Regions from separate parts of the Mus musculus genome. Here region 1 is linked to region 2. Evidence: chromatin loops called from intact Hi-C (ENCODE). Cell type or tissue: gastrocnemius. All regions are shown on one strand. Links, peaks and the distances in the headings refer to the core of each region. The heading gives the core; the rest is flanking DNA. Region 1 overlaps Ddx10 (DEAD box helicase 10). Region 2 has its middle 82 kb from the start of Gm39339.

Region 1 (10,479 bases), core at 2,489-7,488, 180 kb before region 2:
TTAATATCGAGAAGGTTTCCGAAAGCTCCTGCATTCTGAGGGCATCTGATAGAAATGACTTCTGGGACCCAGGGGCAAACACTGAATTTCATTTCACATTCTATATGTGCCATGCCTGACTAGCCATGATTGAGTTTTTCTTGGCAGTTAGCAAACGTCTGACTCACTTGAGCAAGTCCACCATGTTCTTTGCTCCCCCACCTTTATACTGGTTGTAGCACATAGGAAGCAAGTTGGAGATGATACCGCTGCTGTACTTTGGAAGTGGAAACCAGTTAATTACTTTATGGTGTAAAAGAAAAAGAGTGCTTACATTCACTACTAAATCCACTCTGTCTTGTGTCATGACCTGGAAATTGGATCATAGGAACAGTAATGGATAAAGTCTAAGAAGAAAATCTTAATCTTAATGAAAACAGTTGATCTTTATGGGTATTTCATGGTCAACATTAACACAAGCATACTTTGTTTTAATAATAAGCTCTCAATTTCCAGATAGTAAATGTCATGTTTCTATATTTCCTTTGTGTTTTTACATTTGTTTGTATAGTCTTCCTTTGTATTTGTGGGTCTCTTATCTGTAGAGTAATCTATCTATAGACCAGAATTGTAGCTAAGCCTACATTTATAGTGAACATGTACATATCCTTGCATTAATTTTTAAAGAAGATTTTATATTTAATTATGTGTTCTTGTTTGTGGCGGTGTGGGGCTATGTGTATATGACTGCAGGTGCCTGTGGAGGTCAGGTCTCCCTAGAGTTGGAGCTATAAGTGGTTGTGAGCCATGTGATGTGGGTGCCGAGAACTGAATTTGGATCCTCTGGAAAAGTAACAAGTGTTCTTTTTTTTTTTATTTTTTTATTTTTTTTTTCCATTTTTTATTAGGTATTTAACTCATTTACATTTCCAATGCTATACCAAAAGTCCCCCATATCCACCCACCCCCACTCCCCTGCCCACCCACTCCCCCTTTTTGGCCCTGGTATTCCCCTGTACTGGGGCATATAAAGTTTGCAAGTCCAATGGGCCTCTCTTTCCAGTGATGGCCGACTAGGCCATCTTTTGATATATATGCAGCTAGAGTCAAGAGCTCCGGGGTACTGGTTAGCTCATAATGTTGTTCCACCTATAGGGTTGCAGATCCCTTTAGCTCCTTGGCTACTTTCTCTAGCTCCTCCATTGGGAGCCCTATGATCCATCCATTAGCTGACTGTGAGCATCCACTTCTGTGTTTGCTGGGCCCCGGCATAGTCTCACAAGAGACAGCTACATCTGCGTCCTTTCAATAAAATCTTGCTAGTGTATGCAATGGTGTCAGCGTTTGGATGCTGATTATGGGGTGGATCCCTGGCTATGGCAGTCTCTACATGGTCCATCCTTTCATCTCAGCTCCAAACTCCGTCTCTGTAACTCCTTCCATGGGTGTTTTGTTCCCAAATCTAAGGAGGGGCATAGTGTCCACACTTCAGTCTTCATTCTCCTTGAGTTCCATGTGTTTAGCAAATTATATCTTATATCTTGGGTATCCTAGGTTTGGGGCTAATATCCACTTATCAGTGAATACATATTGTGTGAGTTTCTTTGTGAATGTGTTACCTCACTCAGGATGATGCCCTCCAGGTCCATCCATTTGGCTAGGAATTTCATAAATTCATTCTTTTTAATAGCTGAGTAGTACTCCATTGTGTAGATGTACCACATTTTCTGTATCCATTCCTCTGTTGAGGGGCATCTAGGTTCTTTCCAGCTTCTGGCTATTATAAATAAGGCTGCTATGAACATAGTGGAGCATGTGTCCTTCTTACCTGTTGGGGCATCTTCTGGATATATGCCCAGGAGAGGTATTGCTGGATCCTCCGGTAGTACTATGTCCAGTTTTCTGAGGAACCGCCAGACTGATTTCCAGAGTGGTTGTACAAGCCTGCACTCCCACCAACAATGGAGGAGTGTTCCTCTTTCTCCACATCCTCGCCAGCATCTGCTGTCACCTGAATTTTTGATCTTAGCCATTCTGACTGGTGTGAGGTGGAATCTCAGGGTTGTTTTGATTTGCATTTCCCTGATGATTAAGGATGTTGAACATTTTTTCAAGTGCTTCTCTGCCATTCGGTATTCCTCAGGTGAGAATTCTGTAACAAGTGTTCTTAATCATTGAACTACCTCTCCAACCTTTGCCATTATTATTATTATTATTGTTGTTGTTGTTGTTGTTGTTATTTTAAAGAACTTAACAATTGCATACAACTTAACATAGTACTGGGTATTATAACTGGTGTGATCTAGAGTATAGGGACTTGGGCATCTTCAGGTTTGGGTGTTTGAGAATGGATAAGAAACTTGTCTTGTTTTGAGGGAAGACTATGTAGTATAGTTTATTTTTTATATTTGTTGATGCTGTGTTCTGAGTCTTTCATAATAGTTTGAATTGTAAGAAGTTATTCTCACTTACTAGACTGCTTCTAAATATTCTTTCCTTAGTTTCCCCATAGGTGGGCGTCTGTGTTTAGTTTTGATCCTCTTTTTGTTGGGGAAGTCGATTTATGGCCCAGTGTTAAGTTTTTCCAATAGGGCTGATCTTGAATGTGAACTTGTTGATGAAAACCTCCCTCCTCTCCTCCCTTTTCATGTTTTTGCACATCAAGTAGAGGACGTCCTTGTCAGGGGAAGGTCTTGTAACTGTATCTGTGTAGCCATGGAGGAGAATGCTGAGGATAAATGAAAGAAGGCAAGGCTGTGCCAATGACAAGGTTGTCTACTCTGGACCTTTAATAGATGAAGCTTTGTCTTACAGCTGCTGAGCATAGTTGAGAAACCTCCATATCACAGCCCCTTTCTGGGGGTGCAGAAATGAGAGCTGTCTCCTTTGAGAGTGTTATCGTGGGCAGAATGGCCAATTTTTAACCAGTTCCCTGACATTCTCTGTATACTGAGGTAAAATGAAAGCCTAGTGCACCTCTCAGAAACTTGATATATTATTTTGTTAAAGTTTATATCTGTGATCTGTTGAAAGAAAAATATGAGGGTGAAACTTTCATGATTTCCTGAGTACCCAGTATTTAGTGGTTTGGGAGATACGGGTTTCTAAAATCCATCCATCCATCCATCCATCCATCCATCCATCCATCCATCCATCCATCCATTGCTTGTTTTTTGTTTAAGTATATTAACCGTGTGTGTGAGTGTGCATGTGTACACATTACAGTGCACATGTGTAGGTCAGAGGACAACTTGCTGGAGTTCTCTCCTTTCACCATGTGTGTCCCTGGTTTAAATAAATACAGGCTTTCCGGATTGGTGTCAAGCATGCTTACCCACTGAGCATTTTACTGGCTCCAAGATACAGATCTTTTCGTTAATGAAAACTTTCTAAAGTAAAGAAATAAGCTGAACAGGAGGACTGCTTGTTTTTCAGCTAACAAAATGAAATATAGTTGTCATGATGATCAATAGAGTACATTGCTTTTGGAGTTAAGAGTTGTTAGTCTTTGAAATAAAGCTCATTATTTAGCTCTCATTTAGCTAGGTTTCCTAAGGCACTGGTGGTTGGTCACACATGCTGATTATAAGAGCTGATGGCTGGAAGGAGTTTTGCAGTTATGTAAAGAAAGAAAAAACAGTGCAAAAACTTGAGATACACCCTCAGACTTGTCAGGGCTCCCATAACTTTGAAAAGAAGGAGGATTTATTAAGTAGAAGTATATTGCTGATGAAATAGAATATTGTTGATAAAGGAACAAAGAGAACAACTTAGAACTGAAACCCTGGAAAGTGACATTATATTGAAATTTAAAACAATTTATATATTTTGAGGTTGAAAGTTCTATAGTCATAAGTCTTTCTAGTTTTATTGCTGGGATACTTAATTTACTTTGACAATAATGGTCTTAAGAATAGTTTACTCAGCAGATAAAGGCAAGTAAAAGAGGGAAATAGAGGAGAAACAAAGTAAGGGCAGGAGTAGAGAAGAATATTATAGAAGAAAAAAGAAAGCAGTAAGAGGCGAGGAGAAAGAAAAAGATTTACTAAGAATGAGAGTGCATGCAGCAGTAGGTTCAGCTCAGACAGAAGATAACACAGGGAAAAGCATTCCCAGACTTGTGTACTGGGAGCACATTTCATCAACTGATAGTAAGGAACCTTCTCTTGATGGACCTGGGCCTGAACTCAAATCTGTGCAGCCACACATCTGTCTTTCACTGCGATAGAACACGGAAACCTTGAAGCTACAACCATCTGTTTTACACCTACTTTGCTATGTTACTTCAGCAGGGTGATTAACGCTGGGGAGTCTTGGAAGTATGAAAAAAAGGCCCCGTGTCCCTACATACCTCAGTGGTTGTGGTTGCTTCCTACATTCCTGGCACAGTTGGGAAGCACCCCTCATCTTGAGCAGCTACCCTAGGGATTTTGAGCTGGGGAGTTTTAGAAGGGTGAGTCAACCTGTCTAGCCCACAGATTGCAAAGCTAAGCGTGACCACTAGAGGCCTCTGCCACACAAGGGAAACTATTAATGTGAAAACAGTCTGGCTGACATAATAAATGCAAACACCAGCATATGCTATAGAAAAGAAGAGGTGGCATCCTACTTAGGTTTCTATTGCTGTGATAACGTCCACGACCAAAAGCAACTTGTGGAGGAAAGGATTTATTTCTGATTATAGTTTTGTAGTGCATTTGGAAGGAACTCAGGGCAGAAACTCAAGGCAGGAACCTGGAGACAAAACTGAAGCTCAGGCTATGAAGGAACTGCTTACTGTTTTACTCCTAATGGCCCGCTCAGCCTGATTTCTTATGCAACCCAGGACCACCTACCCAAGGGTTGTACTGCCCAAAAGGATCTCGGCCCTCTCAGTCATTAATCAAGACAATACCCCACAGGTTTGCCAACAGGCCAGTCTTATTGAGTCATTTTCCTCAATGAAGATTCCTTCTTTGCAGCCATCTAGATCTGTCAGGTTGACTAAAGCAACCAGCAGAACTGGCATATTTAAGTTTAGCTCCCACTATACATATGATTGGCAGTTTCTAATTTTCATGAACCCATAAAGAAGCTTTATGTAATCTTTCTGTATGTGTTTTCCCTATTATGCTTCCCTTTTTGCTTTTTATTTTTTATTTTTTGTACAAGATGTTAGAGCAGTTCACTTAAAAATCAAATGACTCATTTAGAGCAATCACTATTAGTAAGTGAATATATTGGAATGAGGTATTTCTGCTTCCCCAAATGACAAAGCTCTTTTACTGTATTGCATGTAAAAGTTTTGCTTAATTTTTGTTTTTCTAGTCTGCTCAATAGATTTCCCAAATAGATAAATGTGGTTGCAAATGCCCTTAAATCCCAGACGGGGTTCTGCGTTTTATCTTTAAAGGAGAAAGGAGTCAGTGGGTAATGAAAACAGACAGGTGAACACAGCTAACAAAGAATAAGCTTTGCACTGATTATTTAAAAGTGTTCTTGGTTTTAGAAGTGAGTGATAGGGCAGTGATTTCCTATTTTTAAGAATTTATGGTATCTACTATCTCTTGTATTAGTGGCATAAGGAAGACTTTTGAGGATACATTTTTATTTTTTGTTTTGCGTGGGCTTTAGAGTTACAAAGCTTTATTGTTTCTTCTTTTTAAGCCATAAAGACTTTTGTTGGAGAGCACCATAAACTAGTGCTCCAAAGAATCTAAAGTTAGGTACTAGAAGAATTTGTCCTTGCAAGTAGTCATGTGTCTCTAAAATACCACTAAGAAGAATTTGTTTTTTCTCTCTGATACAGTTTTTGTTTGTTAGGTTTTTTCTTTTTGGCCCTCCAATGAAAATACTTGGAAACTAAAATTTTGTTGCTGTTGTTATTATAACCAACAATAAGTAATTTATCTTTACTCTATTTTCTTGCTTTGGGGAAAAGATATTGCCAGGTATTTATAATATTTCATGCATAAAGATTTTTCTCTTCCATGTTTTTTTTTATTATTATTGATATATTACAGGATTGAAAGATTTCTTTACTGGAAGACAACTCTTGAATTTGTTATTTTTATGGTGTGTTGGTGTAGCTGTTCTACAACATCATCTGGAGTGCCTTAGCCTTTCAGAATGCTTTCATCAAGATAATCTTTAAGCAATGAGTTTATGAAATAAGTGGAAGCACTATAGCCTTAAAACTTCTGAAAGAAGCTTGCCTCAGAATATCTGCTCACTGACTTGGACCAGGTCAGATTTAACTGGTGAAATGAAAGCATTCTCAGGTTTCTGTCTGACTCAACAAAGGTCTTTTGGCCTTATTCAGGACTTTGTTTTGTCTCTAAAGTCCCTGGGGCCTTCAGTCTCTTGAGGGTTAGGTGCACCATCTCTGAATGAACACAGACCTGGCAGTCCTCTACTGTATGTGTGTTGGGGGCCTCATATCAGCTGGTGTATGCTGCCTGTTTGGTGGTCCAGTGTTTGAGAGATCTCGGGGGTCCAAATTAATTAAGACTCCTGGTCCTCCTACAGGATCATCCTTCTCAGCTTCTTTCAGCCTTCCCTAATTCAACAACAGGGGGTCAGCTGCTTCTGTCCATTGGTTGGGTGCAAATATCTGCATCTGATTCTTTCAGTTGCTTGTTGGGTCTTTCAGAGGGCAGTCATGATAGATCCCTTTTTGTGAGCATTCCATTGACTCAATAATAGTGTTAGACCTTGAGTCCTCCCCTTGAGCTGGATCCCACTTTGGGACGATCGCTGGACCTTCTTTTCCTCAGGCTCCTCTCCTTTTCCATCCCTGCAGTTCTTTCAGACAGAAACAATTATGGGTCAGAGTTGGAACACAGCATACTTCAATCAAGATTTTTTTTAATTGAAAATGAAGTGGTAGGTTAGATTTCTATAAGAACTGTCAGCTCAGATGTTTAAGTTTGGAGATTCTTGAATATAAGATTTTTATGAATAACTTTGGTAATAAGCTATAACCCCTATAAAGGGGCTTAAATGAAAGCTCTGAAAGTTTATATTCTTTATTATTTATATTCTTCAAATACATAATTTTAATATCCCCATGTTCCAAGAAATGTAGTGATTCACCTCCTAAAATTTATACATTTCTCTCAAATAAGAAAATGAATAGTTCTTGTGGTTCTGTAGCTTAGAAAAATGTTTCCTAAAGTGCTCTTACCCTTAAATGTTTTGCCCTTGTCTGTACAACTGCTACTTGGTGGTTTGTAGTGCTCCTTTGAGAAAAACAAAATGAAGGAAGAAAAAGAACAAATATTCCCTAAGCAAAGGTGGAAACATTAGAATGGATGAAAACATCCACACTGTGAATTCTTCTCCATTGTAATTATCTGGTAATAGGTTATGGGTCTTCCTTAATCAGTAACTGCCAAGCTCCCTAGTTGCTCTCAGAAGAACATGAGGTCTCAAAGTTCATTTCTGGCCCATAAGTTTTGTGGCCCAGGATATATCTTCTTAACTCTAGTTTCTTCTTCTATAATACAGCAGCGATGTGGCCTGCATTGTCAGCCTTCCAGGGCTCTTTTCGAGGATGGTACATCTATATAGTGAGCTGTGATCACCTTTAAAGATGCAAATTATTGCAGTCAGCACATTGCATATGTTCTTTAAGATAAACTTACTCTGAGGATTAGTGGAAGCTGGAGTGTGTTGTCACTAAGTGGCTCAAAGGTGCTTCAGCTGTAGACATCTAGCACCTTCCTTCCTTCGTCTCTCCCATCTAAATATTTGGGTGGAAGGCGTATAAATTTCTTTCTTTATAAATTCTTTATATTATTAAAACCTGAGGTACTTTAAAGTCCTGAGGTAAGAATCCCTTTTTGGTTCCATTTATGCTTCTATAGGAGAGTGTCTATGTGAGGGGAAGTGTGCTCTCGTGAGTCATTCAAGCTCAGCATCCCCGGCTCTATTTGTGTTTCGGAGTACTTGCCAGCATCTCGTGTTTTTACTCTGTAAACTTTCAAACCGCATGCAAAAGAAATTGCCCTTGGTACTTTACACTAAACTGGTACTAACCTAGTCTGTTTAATGGTCTGAGACTCTGATCTCTGGTTTTTGGTGCCCGCAGAGGTCAGTGTGGCATTGAATAGATCTACTGTGACTCAGATGTTCTGGACTAGACAGATGTCTTATAGCCTCCCTTTCAGGTTTACAATTCCCTTAGGTAATAAAATATTCACTGTCAGTTTTATGTCCCTTTCTACATAACATTTGCAGGTGTGTGGGTTTATTCTATATAGCATTTCCAACAGTAGTTAGAATGTAGAAGAAATCTGTAATCATCACAGGGCGTTTTTTTGGACTTTATACGAGTTTTTAGAGAATGGTTTTGAGAATATAGAATATATCAGATTTTACTGTCATGCAAAAGGGAAACAGGAGACCTAGCTAAATAGTAATAGAGGCTATTAGATACCAAAAGGAGGGAAGATCCTAAAAGGATTCATCTTTTTGCTCTACAGGTCTTAAAGTGCCTATCATGTGTTAATCCTGATAATGGCAAGATTGAATTAAACCTGTTCTTGAGCAACTCACAGTGTAATAAAAGAAACTTGCCTTTCTGATCCTGCCTGATTTCACTTGATATGATGATCTTTAGTTTAATTCATTTTTGCAGGTGGCATAATTTCATACTTTTGTTGCTGGATAAACTTTTATATTTGTATCACATTTTCTTTATCTGTTTATTTATGGGTATTTAGATTAATTCTGTAACTTGGTTATCAAAAAATGCTTAAGTAAACATAGATTACATAATTATTTCTGTTGTACATTGACCTAGATCCCTTGGGTTATATACTCAGATGTGGTATGGTTTCCTGGAATTTATGTTCATGTGAACATGAAACAGTGAAAAATGCTTTCCCAGTCAGTTCTTTTCAATGAAAATGAGCTCAATTGGGAAAGCACTTTTTTTCATTATTTAATGCTCAAATCTGAAAATATTAATATTTAAATGTCAGAGAAATCTCTTAGAATAACATATATTTGATGTTCTTGAACCTTTCCATTTGACTATTTCATCACATTTTTATTGAGTAAATTTTTATTAGTATTTGTTTGGTGGTGGCGGGGTCTGGTACCCTTCTGAAGGTCACTTAATGTATAAACAGTGCCCTAAATATGAACAGACTGTGTGAGTCATCACGGTGAGTATCAAAAAGAAGACTGAAAAAAAGTGTGTTTAAATGTATTTACAGATCACAAAATCTCAATTTTGTTCTTGCTTGATATTCTATAATTTTGCAAAAAGATTTTTTTGTATTAAGAAAAATTTGGTAGTTATTCTAGTTTCTAAAATTATGCTTTTTATGAAGTATGCTAAATCTGTTAAAATATTTTTACAGGCATTTTGACAGTTAATATTTTTACCTTCATTGTAGAGAATTCTGGTAAAATGTATATATATATATTAGAAGACTGAAATTCAAGAATTTCTATAATCATTGCCTAGAAAACTGGGAATAATTTTTAGTGTTTGCACACTTACATAATTGTGTCAAATTCTTAAAATTCTATTTTAGTAGATTATCTAAACTAATAAGTATATATCTAACAGAGTACCTTACATTTCAAAACTATAACATGGCATTGTCATGTATGAATGTGTTGAGCTAGAATCATAGCTACCACAGGGTTCCTGTGGCCTCTGGGCCACCTCTTGGACACATCTGGCTAGATTCCTTTGATGAATATATTCCTATAGGCAGTTGCCTATTTGACATCTTTATTTGGGGTTTAAAATGACAATCTCAATATATTTAAATGCAAGCTTCATATCTTTGTGACCCAAATATGTTATTGCCATGATCTTCCTTATCCCAGAAGATAATAACCCATCTTTCCACCAGCTGAACAGAAATCTTAAAAATACTGTTGACTTTCTGTTCATATTCTTCCAGGGCTTATCAGAAAGTGCTATTTATTTTACCTTAAAAATTGAAAATTTGCTATAGATCAGATGTCTGAAGTTATTATTAATTAATAGTGACATAACATGGTTAGGGTTGTTTTTAATAGTTTTCAAAAATTGCTTTATTTACTTTCTAAATGTTGCCCCCCTTCCCAGCCCTTCCTCCAAGAGTTCTTCACCGTATTCCCTCTCCCCCTTGATTCTGAATGGGTGCTTTCCCCTTCTGTGGGGCATCAAGTCTCTACAGTATTAGGCACATTCTATCCCACTGAAGCCAAACAAGGGAGTCCTCTACTACATATGTGCTGAGGGCCACAGACCAGCCCATGTGTGCACTTTGGTTGGTGCCTTAGTCTCTGGGAGCTCCCAGGAGTTCAGGTTAGTTGATACTGTTGGTCTTCCTATAGGGTTGCAATCTGTTCCTTCAATCCTTTCCTTATCTCTTCCATATGGGTCTCCAACCTTAGTCTAATGGTTGGCTGTAAGTATCTGCATCTGTCTTAGTCAGCTGCTGGTAGAGCCTCTTAGAGGATAGCCTTGCTGGGCTCTTGTCTGCAAACACAGCATGGTGTTATCAGAGTTTG
Region 2 (10,479 bases), core at 2,186-7,185:
CTGATTTTTGGCTCCACAATCATCAACCGGCAGCACTGTGAACTGTAGGGGATGTACCCATATTTCAGGTCTGGGATTTTCTACTTCTCTCTCACCAGGTTTACTAGCTTGTGTGTAAGTAGACCCAAGTAGTTCTTTATTCCAAGCATTTATCTACTTTGATTGATTTATTCATTTTTTAATAAATAATTATTAACTTCTATATGCGACTTCTGCACTAAGTAATTGAAGATGAAACTCTATCCTCAAGGATCTGATAAGTGTGTGGAGGAGACAGATAAGCTAACATGATAGAGGAGACAGATAAGCCAACAGACAATGATAGTAGAACCAGCTATTGCTGGGACATGTAAAGGTATAGGTAAGAAAGGGCATTTAAGCCAATCTTGGACTCAACCGTGGAATTCTAGGTGGAAGAGGCATTTATATTGCTATCTCAGGATGAAGAGAAAGTGGCCAAGCAGAGCCACAGAGAGATTCAGCAGAGTGAGTATGAAGGGTAATGGGAAGTGCAGAAAGCATATGGTGTCATTGGATGGTCTAGGACTAGGGCTGGGTTGAAATAGCCTTGTAGCTGTTTCTTCTGGGGCTCCTGAGAGCCTGTGGGGTCTGGAGATATTTCAGAGAGACAGCATAATTAAGGATGAGTGTAAAGAATTGTCCTTTTGTGGAGTATTAAAAAACATTTTATTACTTTTCAGATACTATTCTGAAATAGTCCCAGTGTGATACTTCTGGTGGTTAATGGTTAGGTGTTTTTGCCTTTATGTGTGGAGAGGGGCAAACAGTAGAGAAAAGTCACTTCCCTCTCATCTCATGACATGATGTTAAATCTGGGTTTTTTTTTTTTTGTAGGATGTATATTCTTGAGGCTCAAGGACTTGGAAGAGTAGACTGTGGCATCTTTAGCCCAGCTAGGTCCTCCTACCCTCTGTAAACTGCTTAAGTAGCTCCCATTAATACTAAATGGTATATTTCTAATTTGAGCAGGGGTTAGGCCAGTTGTCTGGTTGGAAGGAGTGATTTATATATAGTACTTGAAACAGAGATGAGGACACCTATCTAATAATAGGGAGAATAGGTGTGTGTTTACATGGACAGAGGCCAACACATCTCCCAAAATGGTTGCTACTTAACCCTCTTTTGACACCTACATCTTTCTTGCCTATCTACTGTACACAAGAATCATGGTACTCCATTATGGAGTCTCTTGGATTGTCCAGTAAGGATCAGTGATCAGTGATTTAAAGTCTATCTTGGATATGTAAGACTCATCTAAAACCTGTAAATGTGACTTCTGAAGAGTTCTGTCTCTTTTCTCCTGCTCTTACTCTCTGTGTCCCCCAACTCTTTTATATATAATCCAAGGCTGTTCTGTTTGATCTCTGAATTTTCTAGTACTGAGAGGGTTAGCAATTCTAGCTCAGTTGAGCTATTCTTGTGTTACTTGAGGCTGGTGTCTCTATACCCTGTTACTTTTAGCACTGTCACCCATTCCTACCAGAATTCCCTTTTGCCAAAAGACATCTCAGAGGTCACCTTGTTCATCTTACTTGTGATTGAATGTGAGCTAATTTATGAAGACACAGAGCTCTGTACAAACAATGTCTTGTGTACTATGTAAAAAGTCACCTGTCAATAAAATGATGTTTGGCCAATGAGCTGAGGCAGGATTTGAGGAGAGGAAAGCTGAAGAGAGGAGAGGAGAGGAGAGGAGAGGAGAGGAGAGGAGAGGAGAGGAGAGGGAAGAGAGAGAGAGAGAGAGAGAGAGAGAGAGAGAGAGAGAGAGAGAGAGAGAGAGAGAGAGAGAGAGAGAAATATCCTGGGGCTGAGTCAGGGTGGAGAGATTCTCCTGGACACAGAGGAAGATAACCATCATTGCTTGAAACTAAGGACCAGGTAACTAGCCACATGTCATGAGTTGAGCTACATTAAATGGGATAGCTGCGTTATGAGCTAGCAGAAATGAGCCAGAGCTATTGGCATACACATATATTCATATACAAGAAATCTCAGAGTCATTAACTAGGGAGAACTTAAGTGCTGGTAGGAAAGTCTGCAGTTACAGAGCTCACTGTTGTGGCAGACACATCACAATTCTCAATTCAGTATCTTTCCTTTATGTATCATCAGCGTTATCTTTCTTCCCTTCATGTATTCACAATTGGTATAAAAATGAGAACAGGAACTAACATGAGTGACTGACATTGTACTAAGTGTGTTGCACAGATATTTACCCATTGATCTATTGTTGATCCCAGGCCTTCAAATGGGGCATTGGCATTGGCAATCAAGGAAAGGAGCAGACTCAAAGAATGAGTGCAGATGGAAATGGAGTTTGGAGCAAGGTCCAAAGCTTGTATTTCTTCTGCTGGGAATTTGAATTCTGGACTGTTATACTTGGACCTATCATTATAAGGCCTTTAAACCAGAGTCAGGAGATGCTGTTCTTTGCTATTAACATCTTGCAGACAATGAACCTGGGTCTGACTCGCCCTTTTTTATTTTCTACTGTCTACATTAGGCTTCGAGCTGGGTCTCACTACTTAGGATCTGCATTAGCTTACTCCTAATTAAGCCCATGGTCTGTCCTTGCTAATGTGGGTAGAGGACTGACCCCTTTCCTGAAGTCCTTCCTAGGGAGCATATTTTCTTATTCAGTCATCTTGATTCTCTCCCACATTTATTATTGGCTAGTGGACAGTTAAAGAATATTTGCTGACTGTGGGAGGAATAATTTTAAAATGTAAAGTTCACTAGTATCAGAGATGGAGCTCAAATTCTTTCAACTTACCTTTCATAATGCCATATGGAAATGACCTCTTGACTTGGAAGCTTGTGGGTGGCACACTTAATAGCTATTTGGTGTTCTTACTGAAATTACCAGCAGAGACACATGGGAAAGGACGTATGACAAAATAGTGCACATTTTATTATATATGTGTGTACACACACATACATATAGAAACACACACCTTACTCTCTGGTTTCTGTTATGGGATGTGGTAGCAAAGCCTTCAACTCTTTTCTTAGGCATTGACCCATCAGATAAAGACCCACTAGTTGAGTCACCTCAATATGTTTTTGACTCCTATTCGAGGATTGGAATGTATGGTTTAAAGGGCACAGGGTAATTATTATCTTAGATTCACTGTGCCTGTGTCAGGTTTTGGACATCTTCCTGAGCTTTGAGGTGAGGTGTTTTTTGCCTGTGAGTTCCATTGTACTCATACATGGTTCTGCACTGTTTCTTATTTTTCTGAGTTCATCATGACATGCTTTTCAGCATGTTCTTTCATGTTCAGTCCCCATTACCTTCACTGGTGTGTATTTTAAGGACATCTCAAGTTGTAACATCTTTCTGTCATTGTGTCCAGGGCATGCAGCTAGGCTTCTCCTTGGGATGGTCTCTGTTTTGTGTATTGGTCCTTTGGATGTACAGGGGAAAGACAGTGAGTACTTTGTGACTCCTGCCCATACATAAGTGGCATTCCAGACTAGTACCGTCTTGGCTTCTACTGGATTATTTATTGACTCATTGTGAGTGCTCATAGAATTTCTTTCTCCCAGACAAGCTGTGCTTGGATTGTGTATTTTAGAAAAGAAGTTCTTAACACAGAGAAAGGGTCAGAAAGACACTGGAGAAGAATAGTCTGTCTATATGATTCTTCATTGTTTAGTTTTCTGTTTTCTGGGTTTGAAGGTCAAACCCCACACCTTACACATGACAGATAAGTGATTTGCTGCTAAGCCAGATCCCCATCTCCTGCACCCAAGGTTCCTCTGGAGAGGGTTGGAAGATGAGGTTTGTGGGGCTCTGGAGACAGGTGGAAAGCAACATTACCTGTAGATGGCACTTCTTTTCCAAAATCTCATCTCATTTCTTCTTCGGGTCAATTGTACAACTTTTATTAAGACTCATCTATCCTGAAAAGAGTGGCTGTTTCCCCCCTCTTTCCCAGTATAAAGGGGACTTCTCTGCATGCTGGTGGACATTCACTTTAGATTGCTGTTTTCATGGATATACTTTCCAATCTTTCTCCCTAGTCCATCTCTTGTCTTCTTCCCTAAACCTTCCATCTTTGCCCCATACCTTTTCCTGAACTCTACCTCAGTCAGTAATTTACCTGCTCCTAAAATTGGTGAGCTTCTTTTTTTGTTTGTTTTTCAAGACAGGGTTTCTCTGTGTAGCCTTGGCTGTCCTGGAACTTACTCTGTAGACCAGACTGGCCCCGAACTCAGAAATCCTCCTGCCTCTGCCTCCCAAGTTCTGGGATTAAAGGTGTGTGCCACCATGCCTGGCTTGGTGAGCTTCTTATTGTCATGCATTCTGTGATGTGTCCTTTAGAGTGCCTCATGGTTTCTTCTCCTTCTCTAGTCTCAGAGTCTGAGGCACAGTTCAACGGGGCCTGGGAGTTCAATTGAACCACTATGTGCTGCTGTATTCATTTAAAGGTTGCAATTACACCCAAGAAGATAGTAACTACCATTTTGTATTGGGATGCATATTTTATCATGGTGCATTCTTGTGAGTTGTTACATGGGGAGTTTTAGTTATTTTCTACTGTAGATGAACACTGACATAGTATTAGATGTTAAAGATAAGGTGAGGGAGTTTCTGAGGTGAAATGATAAATATTGTCTCTCTCTGATGGCATCCCACCTAAATTATTGAGATGGAATGGCTGGTAGAGCTGGGTAACAGTCCCTCTCTTCAATCTTCCTTCTTACGTCTACCCAGTAAATGGCAAGAATGAGGGGAAGATATGGATATGGCCTTCCCCGTCTGGAACTCATTTATTTGGTATAAAGGATTCTAGAATAAGGTAGATTTTCCCCCCTTCATTATTTTCTAACAGATTTTCTCTCCCTGTTATGTTGTAAGATTGATTTCTCTCTTCAAAATGTGTTCATGGGGATGAGGGCTTTCCGGTGAAAGCATTACAAATCACCCACAAACCCCAGGCATCTTTGGGAGGAGCAAGGCTGTTTCTCTAAAACTCATTTTTCATGGAGAACAGCACCACCTGCCATCGTCCTGCATTTCCAATTTCAGAACGTCCTTGTCTGTTTGGAGCTCCGGTGTGTGAATTTCAGATGAGCCAGTGCCAGCTTTTCAGTTCACGCGCTTTGAGGAGACGCTGCAGTGGCAGCTGATGGAAACCCAGTGGCTGAGGAAGCCTGCCTGAATCAGAAGCCTGGGTTCCAGTGAAGTCTCCATCTTGCAGTTGCAGGGTTCTGGCTTGTCATCAGTCAGACCATATTTCAAAGTGACTTCACAGCAATCAAGTGATTGGCTCCTCCCAGGATCCTGTGGATGAGGGAGAGAAGGAAGCCAAGAGCTTGAATGGTTTTGTAAACCTTGGCTCAATGCATGATACTGGTAGAGCTGGCACAAGAACTCCATTCTTCTTCATTTTACCAAGGATCCAAGGCCTGGAGCATGGTATTTAGAACTCTGCAGAAAGCTTCTTGGGTTGTTTAGCAGCAAGGAACTGGAATGGAATCAGAAAATTAGCATCAAGGTATTTGGCTTTTTAATTAGCCATCAACGTATCTTTATATTAAATTCCTGCTATAATATTTGACTTCCTGTAGGTAGCCAGCAAATGTCTGTTAAAGTGATGAGTAAGCTTTCTTCTGTGCTCTGAGAAAATAGAGCTCTGCCTGGACGAGTCAAAGCAGACAGATTAGAGAGTGACTGCAGAGGTATGACCCTGAGGCTTTGAACAGGACGACGACAACAACAACAACAACAACAACAACAACAACAACAACAACAAAATATGATGCAAAATGAGCCCTAGGATTTCTGTATCTCCTATACAGACCTTCTGTGCTTTGGACACGCAGACACACAGACATATTTATATATGTGTGTATGTATGTATGCATGCATGTTATGTGTTTAGATACTGGAAACCCCTCTGAGAAAAGAACAACTATATTCTATTACACATTTCTTTCCCAGTGACCATTGTGGCTTTGGAGTACATGGCCCAGGCACAAGGTTTAAAGAGTTTAGAGGAGTAGTTGTTGGGATTTGATTTTTGCCTCCATGCTTGATGCTATTCAACTCTTTAACCTTTTTATTGGGCTCATTGTTTTATGGCTGGGAATAGAAGTATCACAATCAATCATACAACTCAGACAAGATTTGTTGCTTGGTATTTTCTTGACTCTTCTTACATAGGTCATGGTGTTGCATGTATGTATGTATGTATGTATGTATGTATGTATGTATGTATCACTTTCACTGAGTGTCTGAAGCTGCATCTTTGCATCCCCTTTGACCATCACCCATACAAAGCATTGCTTCTAGTCTTGCTTGTTTTTACCTGGCAGCTCCTACTCACCGTGGTTTAATAGGGGTAAAAACATTTACAAGTTGGGAATATAAAGTCTTATCAAAATACTAACCAAGGCAGTTTTGAATGCAGAACAAGTCAGATTAAGTCCATCTGTGTACTGATGAGGAAACAGACTCTGAAGAGGTTTTGTGCACACCATCTTTTCAGAGAACTGGTGATTGAGTTGAGCATAGAACCAGGTCTCTTTACGTTCCCCTTTTTATTTTTAAAGTTGCTTTTAATTGGTAATTAATAATAATAATAATAATAATAATAATAATAAAATCAGGTATAACGTGGAGCCTCAGGACTGATTAAAGTGTACTATCTCATATAGGTCATCCTTTCTCCCTTCTCACTGAAACCTAATACTTGACAGAAGCAACTTACTAGAAAAGGATGTGTTCAGTTCAAGATGTCATGATTGGGAAGGCGTGGCAGCCCATGGGAGCCATCATTCACTGGGAGTGCAGACTGCCATGTTCTTGTCTATCTTCTTGTCTGACTGAACAGGAGGGAGGGAGGGAGGGAGGGAGGGAGGGAGGGAGGGAGGGAGAGAGGGAGGGAAGAGGAGCTCAAGTTTTACCTCTTAAAGATCTAATAACATCCCAAAATAGCTTCCTAAGCTGAAGATCGAGTATTAAAAGACACAAGCCTACAGAGGTCTTTGAGGTTCACACTCAAACAGTAAGGACATATTTAACTTTTAGAGATAGGAACCTTACAATTTACACTTTAAGTGTTTCTTCAGAATTTATTTTATTGTTACTGGCTTTAGTCACTATATTGATCTCTTGAATGAGTATTTATCATCCAAATGAAAATAGGTGTTCTTAGATCAGTACCTCTTAATTTTTCCTTCTCTTGCTGTGGCTTTATGGCTCCTCCTTCTTCAACATATAAAAACATCTAAGTTCACTGAGTTAGTAACAGGACCTATAGAAAGGTCTTTTTTTAGCTCAGTGGGCATACTCGCTTCTCTGTCCCCTGTCCATCTTCACCCTGGGGTCAAGAGGAGGAATTTCAGAAGCAAGAGCTTTCACTGCCGAATATTGTTATCTCAAGAGTCAAGGCCATGGGCCATTAGCAAAAGCATTACAGCTAGTTCCTACAAAGAACTCTGATGTGATCCCCATGGTAATATGACCAGAGTGGAAATGGCAGTTGTAATGCATCAGGGAGCTGATTGTTAGCTGTGGAAGACCACAGACCATAGATATAAGGAGCTCCTTGGGACCCATGATCTCATACTGGTGATGCTGGATGCCAGCCAAAGTTTGTAAATGAATGAGCCTGAACAAACTTGATTTGTTAAGCTGCATAGAAGTAGAGAGAGTCAGATTCCAGATTGTGTCTGGTTCTGGTAAATGATTGAGCTCCATATTGGTTTTTTTTTTTAAGTGGATTCTTCTCTCATGCAATACATCCTGACCACAGTTTCCCTTTCCCCCACTCCTCACAGTTTCCTTTGCCACATCCTCTAAATCCACACTCCTTCATCTCCCTTCAGAAAAGAGCAGACCTCCAAGAGACAACAACCAAACACAATAAAACAACACAATAAGACAAGGCAAAAGCTCTAATACTGAGGCTGGACAAGGCAACCCAACAGGAGGAAAAGAGTCCCAAGATCAGATAAAAGAGGGGCTGGAGAGATGGCTCAGTGCTTAAGAGCACTGACTGCTCTTCCAGAGTTACTGAGTTCAATTTCCAGCAACCACATGGTGGCTCACAACCATCTGTAATTGGGATCTGATGCCCTCTTCTGGTGTGTCTGAAGATAGCTATACTGCACTCATATAAATAATTTTTAAGAAAGAATGAATGATTCTTTCCAGCTTCTGGCTATTATAAATAAGGCTGCTATGAAGATAGTGGAGCATGTGTCCTTCTTACCAGTTGGAACATCTTCTGGATATATGCCCAGGAGAGGTATTGCTGGATCCTCTGGTAGTACTATGTCCAATTTTCTGAGGAACCGCCAGCCTGATTTCCAGAGTGGTTGTACAAGCCTGCAATCCCACCAACAATGGAGGAGTGCTCCTCTTTCTCCACGTCCACGCCAGCATCTGCTGTCACCTGAATTTTTGATCTTAGCCATTCTGACTGGTGTGAGGTGGAATCTCAGGGTTGTTTTGATTTGCATTTCCCTGATGATTAAGGATGTTGAACATTTTTTCAGGTGCTTCTCTGCCATTCGGTATTCCTCAGGTGAGAATTCTTTGTTCAGTTCTGAGCCCCATTTTTTAATGGGGTTATTCGATTTTCTGAAGTCCACCTTCTTGAGGTAACACATTCACAAAGGAACTCACACAATATGTACTCACTGATAAGTGGATACTAGCCCCAAACCTAGGATTCCCAAGATATAAGATACAATTTGCTAAACACATGAAACTCAAGAAGAATGAACACTGAAGTGTGGACACTATGCCCCTCCTTAGAATTGGGAACAAAACACCCATGGAAGGAGTTACAGAGACAAAGTTTGGAGCTGAGATGAAAGGATGGTCCATGTAGAGACTGCCATATCCAGGGATCCACCCCATAATCAGCATCCAAACACTGACACCATTGCATACACTAGCAAGATTTTATCAAAAGGACCCAGATGTAGCTGTCTCTTGTGAGACTATGCCGGGGCCTAGCAAACACAGAAGTGGATGCTCACAGTCAGCTAATGGATGGATCACAGGGCTCCCAATGGAGGAGCTAGAGAAAGTAAAAGGAGCTAAAGGGATCTGCAACCCTATAGGTGGAACAACATTATGAACTAACCAGTACCCCAGAGCTCTTGACTCTAGCTGCATATGTATCAAAAGATGGCCTAGTCGGCCATCACTGGAAAGAGAGGCCCATTGGACACGCAAACTTTATATGCCCCAGTACAGGGGAATGCCAGGGTCAAAAAGGGGGAGTGGGTGGGTAGGGGAGTGGGGGTGGGTGGGTATGGGGGACTTTTGGTATAGCATTGGAAATGTAAATGAGCTAAATACCTAATAAAAATGGGAAAAAAAGAAAGAATGAATGAAAGAAAGAAAGAGAGAGAGAGAGGGAGAGAGAGAGAAAGAAAGAAAGAAAGGAAGGAAGGAAGGAAGGAAGGAAGGAAGAAAGAGAGAGAGAGAGAAAGAAAGAAAGAAAGAAAGAAAGAAAGAAAGAAAGAAAGAAAGAAAGAAAGAAAGAAAGAAAAATAGTCAAAGACATACCCACGTCCACAGTTAGAGAACTCCCACAAAACAAGTTAACGGCCACAATGTATATGCAGAGGACCGGATACAGACTCCTTCAGACCCCCATGCTTCATGCTTCAGGCTCTGTGAGCCCATATGTGCCCTGTTTAGTTGATTTAGTGGGCCATATTCTCCTGGTGTCCCCTATCTCCTCTGACTCCTACAATCTTCTGGCCCCCATCTTTGGTGGGATTCCCCAAGTTCCAAGTTGAGAGATCCAATGTAGACCTCCAATTTAGATTCTCTCTTCACATAATGTCTGGCTGTGGGTTTCCACATGTACTCTCATCTGCTGTGGGAAGTCTCACTGATGATGGCTGAACAAGGCATCCATCTATGAGTGTAGCAGAATGTCATTTCGTTGATTGTTATTTGTCTGGTTCTACCCTAGGTCTCTGGGCTATCTGGTCTCATCCAAGCAATGTCAGGCATGGTCTCCATTCCTGGAATGAACCTCAAGTTAAATCAGACATTGGTTATTCCCATAAGTTCTGTACCACCATTGACTCAGCACATCTTGCACTAAGGACATAATATAGGTCAAAAGTATTATGGCTGAGTTGGTGTCCATGTTTCTTTTTTAAGCCTGTAGAGTACCTTCCCCTACCAAAGAGACTAGAAGTTAGGAAAGAAGGCTCCATGAATGCACCCACTGGACCTTTCCATGTTCAATGAGCTGTGTGGATGTTGTCCTCAGTAATGGAACCTCACTGTCAGCTTGCTGAGAGCAACCCTCTGTCCTAGCATCAACCTGGGTTATTTAGGGATCTCTACAGGACCCCTTGGCTAACAACAACCAAATGAAACCCAGTCCCGTCACTGAAAACCTTTAATGGCTACAAAAGATGGCCAGACTCCATATCCCCTATTACTAGGAATCTTCACTAAGATCATCCTCA

What was found. Peaks named below come from ENCODE experiments on the same cell type or tissue, not always from the same donor. Only the 100,000 strongest peaks of a DNase experiment are listed, where the experiment ranks them.
Region 1: a loop joins it to region 2, with 4 times the contacts of the local background. A loop is called at or near these places in 6 of 42 quality-filtered maps.

Annotation. Positions count from the first base shown.
Region 1 is chr9:53,138,405-53,148,883 of GRCm38, reverse strand. The region is part of intron 16 of Ddx10 (DEAD box helicase 10); the gene reads left to right. Among named protein-coding and RNA genes, the nearest start is that of Ddx10, 100 kb to the left of the region's middle. In gastrocnemius, for the core only: a CTCF peak has its summit at 4,481; a DNase peak (open chromatin) is centred at 4,468.
Region 2 is chr9:52,954,555-52,965,033 of GRCm38, reverse strand. No RefSeq gene overlaps it. Among named protein-coding and RNA genes, the nearest start is that of Gm39339, 82 kb to the right of the region's middle. In gastrocnemius, for the core only: no CTCF peak of the experiment used is centred there; a DNase peak (open chromatin) is centred at 5,172; H3K27ac peaks cover 1,155 bases.